2 separate regions of the Mus musculus genome follow, and region 1 is linked to region 2. A link is a loop called in an ENCODE intact Hi-C map of the cell type or tissue named here. Cell type or tissue: left cerebral cortex. All regions are shown on one strand. Each heading gives the region's core, and the rest is flanking DNA. Links, peaks and the distances in the headings are about the cores only.

Region 1 (4,392 bases), core at 232-4,231, 240 kb before region 2:
TTGAACTGCAAAGGGATCAAGTTCAGCTCGAGTTCCCCGCATTGAGACTGGAAGAAGCTGAGAGACTGTGCTGGAGAGAGTGAGAGAGGGGGGGAAAGGGGAAAGGAGAGGAGGGAGGAGAGAGAAGAGGAGGGAGGAGAGAAAGAGAAGGAGGGAGGGAGGGGAGGGATCGAGAGAGAGCGGGGAGAGAGAGAGAGGCTGCAATCTCCTCCCTGAATCGCGCACAGCGCTGCAGATCCCACTGCTCCAACACGCGGGCCGAATGCAGGTGAGGGAAGGCACGGACTCTGCGGCTGAGAATCCAAACTTGGGCACCGCGCGGTGCGCACGGTTCGGCTCTCGCCCCCGCGGGCGAATGGTTGCTGCGGTTTCAGGCGGCGGCTTCGTGACTAATGACCTTGCGCAGAGTTGTTAAGAAAAAAAGAGAAACCGGAGCTCTTCGGGGTGAGAAGCGACCGACTCTGGGCGTCTCTGAAGATGGCTCGGGCTGCTCTTTGGCGCGCCGGGAGCACCCGGTCGCGGACCGAGCTGTGACGCGAGGCGTCTTTTCGCTGCACCTTGCCCGAAGCGACCTGCCGTGGAATTTTTCATTCAAGATATGTTGAGTGGCTTCCCGGCTGCTTAAGAGGAGTCAGAGTTAAGACTGGCTTGTTGCTCGCCCCAGAGCCTGAAGCAGGAAGCGGTTCAGGTTTGTCTGGACCTCGGGAGCCTAAACAGAGCCTGGGTCTAGAGTGAGTAGCTGGAACGTGAATTGGACTTAACTCGAGTAGCAGTAAGGACTAACGCTGCTGTCAGGCGGGGAAGGCTGCAGGTTTGTTCTAGTCCGCTACCAGGCTCCGCCGCCCTCTTGCAGAAGCGGTTCCGGCCCCTTCCCAGGGCTTGGAGACTGGATCTCAGTATCTTCCCACTGCGGGGATGACTTTGTGGGGGCACCGAGCCCGTGGCGCGCAGTGTCCCGTGAACTGTGAGTACTGCGAGTAAACGGTGGCCGGCGAGCGGGCGATTAGCACCCATTGCATGAATTATGAAACAATAACTTTCGGAAGAAGCAGGAGGAGAAAAAAAGAAGCATCTCTAGCTGCCCCCCTCCCATCGGCCGACTCTACGCGCTACTCTGGCCCCCTCCCTCCCCTCCCTCTCGTTTCTTCCTTTCCCGGAGAGGAGGACCGAGGGGAGGGCAGGCGGCCAGCCCCGGAGGAGGGGGGTGCCGAGGGGGGTTGTGGTTAGAAGGAGCAGTAGCAGCAGCAGCAAGAGAAGATGCTGAGGATGCGGACCACGGGATGGGCGCGCGGCTGGTGCTTGGGCTGTTGTCTCCTTCTGCCGCTCTGCTTCAGCCTGGCCGCCGCCAAGCAGCTGCTCCGGTACCGGCTGGCCGAGGAGGGCCCCGCCGACGTGCGGATCGGCAATGTGGCCTCGGACCTGGGCATCGTGACCGGCTCCGGCGAGGTGACTTTCAGCCTTGAGTCTGGTTCTGAGTATCTGAAGATTGACAACCTCACCGGCGAGCTGAGCACCAGTGAGCGGCGCATCGACCGAGAAAAGCTGCCCCAATGTCAGATGATCTTCGACGAGAACGAATGTTTCCTGGACTTCGAGGTGTCGGTGATAGGGCCCTCACAGAGCTGGGTGGACCTGTTTGAGGGTCGGGTCATCGTGCTGGACATCAACGATAACACGCCCACCTTCCCGTCGCCGGTGCTCACGCTCACGGTGGAGGAGAACCGGCCTGTAGGCACGCTCTACCTGCTGCCCACGGCCACCGATCGTGACTTTGGTCGCAATGGCATCGAACGCTACGAGCTGCTCCAGGAGCCCGGGGGTGGCGGCGGCAGCGGCGAGGGAAGGCGCTTGGGGCCGGCGGACAGCGCCCCCTACCCAGGGGGCGGCGGGAACAGCGCGAGCGGCGGCGGCTCTGGAGGCTCCAAGCGGCGGCTGGACGCGCCTGAGGGTGGCGGCGGGACGAGTCCTAGTGGCCGAAGCAGTGTGTTTGAGCTTCAGGTGGCAGACACTCCAGACGGCGAGAAACAACCGCAGCTGATCGTGAAGGGGGCGCTGGACCGGGAGCAGAGAGATTCCTATGAGCTGACCCTCCGAGTGCGCGATGGGGGCGACCCACCTCGGTCTTCGCAGGCCATCTTGCGGGTGCTCATCACCGACGTGAATGACAACAGCCCCCGCTTCGAGAAGAGCGTGTATGAGGCTGACCTGGCTGAGAACAGCGCTCCGGGCACCCCCATCCTACAGTTGCGCGCCACCGATTTGGATGTAGGGGTCAATGGACAGATCGAGTATGTATTTGGGGCTGCCACCGAGTCGGTAAGACGGCTACTGCGCCTGGATGAAACGTCGGGCTGGCTCAGTGTCTTACACCGGATCGACCGCGAGGAAGTGAACCAGTTGAGATTCACAGTAATGGCCCGTGACCGCGGGCAGCCCCCCAAGACTGATAAGGCCACCGTAGTCCTCAACATCAAAGACGAGAACGACAACGTTCCCTCCATCGAAATTCGCAAGATAGGGCGCATCCCACTTAAGGACGGGGTGGCCAACGTAGCCGAAGATGTCCTGGTGGACACCCCCATCGCCCTGGTTCAGGTGTCCGACCGTGACCAAGGCGAGAACGGGGTAGTCACCTGTACCGTAGTGGGAGACGTTCCTTTCCAGCTTAAGCCAGCCAGCGACACAGAAGGCGATCAAAACAAGAAAAAGTACTTCCTGCACACATCAGCCCCACTAGACTATGAGACCACCCGGGAGTTCAACGTGGTCATAGTAGCTGTGGACTCTGGCAGTCCCAGCCTCTCCAGCAACAATTCCTTGGTGGTCAAGGTGGGAGACACTAATGACAACCCTCCTGTCTTTGGCCAGTCTGTGGTTGAGGTTTACTTTCCAGAGAACAACATTCCCGGGGAGAGGGTAGCCACAGTGCTGGCGACAGATGCTGACAGCGGGAAGAATGCAGAGATCGCCTATTCACTGGACTCCTCAGTGATGGGGACTTTTGCCATCGATCCCGATTCTGGAGACATCCTGGTCAATACAGTACTGGACCGGGAGCAGACTGACAGGTATGAGTTTAAAGTTAATGCCAAAGACAAAGGCATCCCAGTGCTGCAAGGCAGCACCACGGTGATTGTACAGGTGGCTGATAAAAACGACAACGACCCTAAGTTTATGCAAGATGTCTTTACCTTTTATGTGAAGGAAAACTTACAACCCAACAGCCCTGTGGGGATGGTCACCGTGATGGATGCTGACAAGGGACGGAATGCAGAGATGAGCCTGTACATAGAGGAGAACAGTAACATTTTTTCTATTGAAAATGACACAGGGACCATTTACTCCACAATGTCTTTTGACAGGGAACATCAGACTACGTACACTTTCAGAGTGAAGGCTGTGGATGGGGGAGATCCTCCCAGGTCGGCCACAGCCACAGTCTCTCTCTTTGTGATGGATGAAAATGACAACGCTCCCACAGTTACCCTTCCCAGAAACATTTCCTACACGTTGCTGCCACCTTCAAGTAATGTCAGGACAGTAGTAGCTACAGTGTTAGCGACAGACAGTGATGATGGCATCAATGCGGACTTGAACTACAGCATTGTGGGAGGGAATCCTTTCAAGCTGTTTGAGATTGATTCCACCAGTGGTGTGGTTTCCTTAGTGGGGAAACTCACCCAGAAGCATTATGGCTTGCACAGGCTGGTTGTGCAAGTGAATGACAGTGGCCAGCCTTCCCAGTCCACTACGACTTTGGTGCATGTATTTGTCAATGAAAGTGTTTCCAATGCAACTGTAATTGACTCTCAGATAGTCCGAAGTTTGCATACCCCACTCACCCAGGATATAGCTGGTGACCCAAGCTATGAAATTAGCAAACAGAGACTTAGTATTGTCATTGGGGTGGTTGCTGGCATTATGACAGTGATTCTAATCATTTTAATTGTCATGATGGCAAGATACTGCAGGTCCAAAAATAAAAATGGCTACGAAGCTGGCAAAAAAGACCATGAGGACTTTTTTACACCCCAGCAGCATGACAAATCTAAAAAGCCTAAAAAGGACAAGAAAAACAAAAAATCTAAGCAGCCACTCTACAGCAGTATCGTCACTGTCGAAGCTTCTAAACCAAATGGACAGAGGTATGATAGTGTCAATGAGAAGCTGTCAGACAGCCCAAGCATGGGCCGATACCGATCTGTTAATGGTGGGCCTGGCAGTCCCGACCTGGCAAGGCATTACAAATCCAGTTCCCCATTGCCTACTGTCCAGCTTCACCCCCAGTCACCAACTGCAGGGAAAAAACATCAAGCTGTACAAGATCTACCACCAGCCAACACATTTGTGGGAGCAGGAGACAACATTTCAATTGGATCAGATCACTGCTCC
Region 2 (4,392 bases), core at 97-4,096:
TCCTTTACAACACAAGCAAATTATCTCTGAAACTGGGTTCCACTTCACAGATCTTATTTTGCTCTTAAAACCGCCGGCCACACCCTCATCAGCCCACACCCCAAGCTGCATTTTTCACTTGACCTATAATTACAGAGGCAGGGCCAGCTCTACTCTATCCCAACTATGCCACACCCGACAGAGATCCACACATTTAGCAACATGCTTTCATATTCACCTTCAAGCAAACCGATTTCAATGTATCTCTTGGCCCCTGATTTGGTTTTTAGTTTTTATAATGGACACTTTCATTTTTACAAATCTATCATGACTATATTTTTAGATGAGAAATAAATACTTGGTGTTACTAAGCTTCATAATGAAATGATAAATAACTTTGCTGAGGGATGAAAATATTTGTCTGAGGGACTAAGATATATAGAAGCAAAATCTTTAGCCTTTGTAGGGATGGGACATAAGACAATAAGACACAAATTAAATGCACATTAACTTTGTCAGTAAGTATACAAGTGTGTAGTAGAGGCAAAATCCATAATCAAAAAAAAAAAAAAAAGATTTCAGAAGACAGAAAGATAATTACAGAGACCCTGGGTTTAGCAGTAGCTGTATAGTTAGGCAAGACTGACAAGTATGAGAAGACAGAGCCAGGGCACAGCATGAACCTGCTTGGGAAGAGAAGAAAATTGCTCTGAGACTGAAAGAGTGTTATTTGGAAAGCTGTTTGGACGAAGGTGTTAGAATCCACCTCTTGTGCCACTCAACCAAAAAACTTGGCTCCTGGTGTGAAAAGAGACCATGTGCAGTTTTCAAATGAAAGACTGCATTGTTGGAACTTTATGTAGGAATAGTTTTTATGAACTGGAATAATTACCAGTTTAAAAAAAAAACACCAAGGGTGTACACTGGATGGATAAAATGTAGGTAGAACAGGTGGCATTAAGAATGGCAGAGCAGTGCATGGGAGAAGGTAAATGTGACATCACTGTCCACATGTGACTCCAGGCATAGCCTAAGCAGACCAAGGTCATAAATTCAGCCATATGTTTTTTTTTGTTTGTTTGTTTTTTGTTTTTTTTTTCCTTCCCCAACTTAGTTCAGATCCCTTTGTGTCCAGGGTGTGCTTCAGGGTAGAAGTTTTATTACTTCCGTTATAATATATATCAATTTTGCCTTGAAAACAATTGCTCTGCTGTATTGAGTTACTTTCCAGGAATGAACTAGACAACTGAGCAATGTACCTGGTCTAATGAGTGATTTCTGTTTGAAAACTTTAAGAAAAAGTTGAGATTTACTGGCAAATGTTATCCTTTGAGTTTATTTCAATTTGTTTCCTTTTTATGGATGAAGCAAGTCTCTTAATGGCCAGGAAAGGGACAATGGCAGGAACCACTCTAGTGGGAAGTGTAGATTTGTGGCACACACTCAATATCACCTTGCCAAGTAGCTTCTAAATTAATGAAGAAATAAATAAAACATCACTTTTCTCCTGCATTTTCCATGGTTTTTCCTCAATTCAGGTGTCCACAAGTCAGATTTACTTAATATATTTTTCCCTTTTTTACTTATCTTCTCTCTCTCTCCCTCCTCTTCGTCCTCTCCTCCCTCCTCTTTCTCTCTCCCCTTCTCCTCCTTCCCTTTTTCCTCCTCTTCCTCTTCCTCCTCCTCCTCCTCTTTCTTCTTTAAGCTGGGAGTTTCTACATATAGCTCAGTGGGTGTCTTGGAGAAGAAAAAGAAACCGAAATTTTCCATAATGACAGCAGCTCTGTATGAAAGTTGAAAACGTATTCAGGCATGCTCTATTTCATAACAGAAAGCCAGATACTTAATGAGTTAAATTGTATAATAGGGACACAACCCTCCCATTCTTCTTGATAACGATAAGAAATAGTGGAAGCTGTCATGAGATGTGACTAACTAGAAACTACCACTTGTATGTTGGCTAAGTAAAAGACTAATCTTTTTCTCAAGCTAATTTAAGGTTATTAACCAACATCCAGGAGAGCCAAGACAAATTTCAGCATTTATAGTAAGTAGTATTTTAGACCCTGTGTTGTAAATGATATCTTCTATTGGTATTTTTTTGTGGTCAGGCCATGTTTAGTATAAACCACCATTCAAGAAATGCTGGAGTGTCTGTTAAATGATAATTTAAGGGGGGGCGGGGAGGCAAAACTGGTAGAAGAGGCAAGTGGAAAGAACTTGTAACCACAGTAACGGAACGAAAAAACAGTCATGACTTAGATGCCAGAATTTCCTCCATAGTTACTGTTAGTAGACTAAATCAGATGCATAGGTTAGCATCTCTCCAGGCATTAAAGTTATTGCATTAGAATTGCTGACGCTTGAGCTTCTGGCCAGCCTGACTGCAGAGATTCAGTGAGTTTTGGTTTAGGTCAGAGGAGTGGGAGGAGAGAGAGAGAGAGAGAGAGAGATTTATAAAACTACTTAATAGTGAAAAATTCATTTTTTTCACAATTTTCTGAATCCTTTTCTTTTCTTTCATTACTAATACAGTATGAACCCTTCCTTGGCCCATCGTAACTCTATTGGGCAAGACAGCTTTTGCTTATCCAGAGAACTTTGTAATGTTCCAGGTGTTTTTCTTCACCTTAGGAAGGCCACTAAATGTTCAAGTTACACTTCCGTATTCCCTGAAGATGTTACCTGCCCCATATTTATATTATGCTTTGGCATCATTTTGTTAGAGAGAGAGAGAATTATTTTTCTTGAATTTGTGTGTTAGGCTTATTAGTTTATTATCATGAATCTGGTTATTTCTTTAATCATTTATTCATTTACTTTTAACTCCTGAGCACATTCCTCATGGTAACTGCTTAGAAGTAATTTTCTTACTGTGTTGACCATGTAGGAGAAATCCTTTGTTCTGAAAGTGTAATTATTGGAAAGTTTGTCAGCACTTAGTGTTTTTTTTTTTAATTGGCCCTGCCCATTGCTAACTTAACCTGAGATGTTAGTCCACATATGAATGTCAAAGTTCCCAAGTCTGCCTTTAGCCTTTAACCCACCAACCCCTGCTGGTTAGTCTATTATTTTCTTCTTGTTCTGCTAAATTCCTACCTCCTTGGGTGAGCATTTGTCCACCTTAGGAAGAATTTTCAGCTTTCATTATGTAGTTATTTGTAAATGCCTGCTGTCTCTTGAAAATGAGGTTTTCTCTAGTCAAAAACTACAACTCAAATCAGAGTGGGCTTTAAGATCGAAAGCCTCCAGAATTGAAGCTCACAGATCAACAACTGATTTGTGCAAACTTCAAACTACAAGTTGTTTTATATCTAAGTAGAATGTATATATTTAGAAACCAGCAAATATGGTACTATGAAAAAAATCATTTGGTAGCTACTGACAAGATAACATCAATAACTTTTCTTCTCCGTCCTGCCAGGATTTTAGATACAAACCTCAATGAGAAATGGTAGTAAACCATTGTCCTGCTTAATCTCCAAGGTCAGCAAGTGAAAACTTTGTTTAGTTTCACTAAAAACATAGAGACAATTAGATAACTATTAAACTAAACATTTATCATAATGCTTTGACTTCATACAGTAAATTGTTGGAATCTGTGCAATGCTCATTTGATAACCATAGTGTACTTTGAAATGTATTTGTATTTCCGAGGGCATGGTGGTGCATGCTTTCAATCTCAGCAGAGGCAGGCAGACTTTGTACTCTACAGAGTCGGTTCTAATATATCCTAGGAAGCACAGAGAAACCATGCCCTTCCCCCACAAAGACCAACAAAACAACACCAAAAAATTATAATTAATGATTGTTTGAACAAATCAGTGAGTTTTAACATTAAAGACTTCAATCGACATTAAAACCCCAATTAAACAAGCAAGCATGTTGATGGATAAAAGCTTTCTGTACATGAAATTGTTGAAAACATCCTTGTTAAAATTCTACCCATTCTTATTTGCAACCCAAAGCTAGGGTTTCCCAAAGCAGTGTGAGGTTGCTGGTCTGTCACTCTTTGTATGGTTCTAAAAATTTCTTGTTACTATCATTTTATGGAAATTACATTTAAGTGCCTCTGTCATTTTTTTCCTATCCTACTGACAATGCTCACCAAATAAATATTTGTCCTGTTGCTTTCTGAGAAGTGTTTCCTGATGTGTTTGGTGGTCAGTGGAGCACTAGCATCATTAACCAATGACTATAAACAAACTAATCTTTGGTAAGACAAATAAAATATTAGTCCCATTTCCTTTTTCTATTTGTTTTTGCTCCCTTCCTCCCAACTGCTTGGAAAATTTTGATGTGCATTTTAGTACGTGTAAGAGAGTTGTAAGGTATTAGAAACTTCTATCAAGTGCTTAGAATCTAAGACTCAAGTGTGGTCAAAAATTATCTGAATTCTTCTTCAGAATGATG

The links. Peaks named below come from ENCODE experiments on the same cell type or tissue, not always from the same donor. Only the 100,000 strongest peaks of a DNase experiment are listed, where the experiment ranks them.
Region 1: a loop joins it to region 2, with 3 times the contacts of the local background. A loop is called at or near these places in 3 of 42 quality-filtered maps.

What each region holds. Positions count from the first base shown.
Region 1 is chr5:57,717,848-57,722,239 of GRCm38, forward strand. It overlaps Pcdh7 (protocadherin 7), which reads left to right and starts at 234. Exons shown (of 3, transcript NM_001122758.2): 1 at 234-4,392. The coding sequence starts at 1,258. 4932441J04Rik (RIKEN cDNA 4932441J04 gene) reads right to left here and starts at 72. Exons shown (of 5, transcript NR_015588.2): 1 at 1-72. In left cerebral cortex, for the core only: a CTCF peak has its summit at 1,874; DNase peaks (open chromatin) are centred at 898, 1,211, 1,519, 1,785 and 5 more places; H3K4me3 peaks cover 4,000 bases; H3K27ac peaks cover 3,395 bases.
Region 2 is chr5:57,962,256-57,966,647 of GRCm38, forward strand. The region is part of intron 2 of Pcdh7 (protocadherin 7); the gene reads left to right. Among named protein-coding and RNA genes, the nearest start is that of Pcdh7, 250 kb to the left of the region's middle. In left cerebral cortex, for the core only: no CTCF peak of the experiment used is centred there; DNase peaks (open chromatin) are centred at 1,703 and 2,192; H3K27ac peaks cover 908 bases.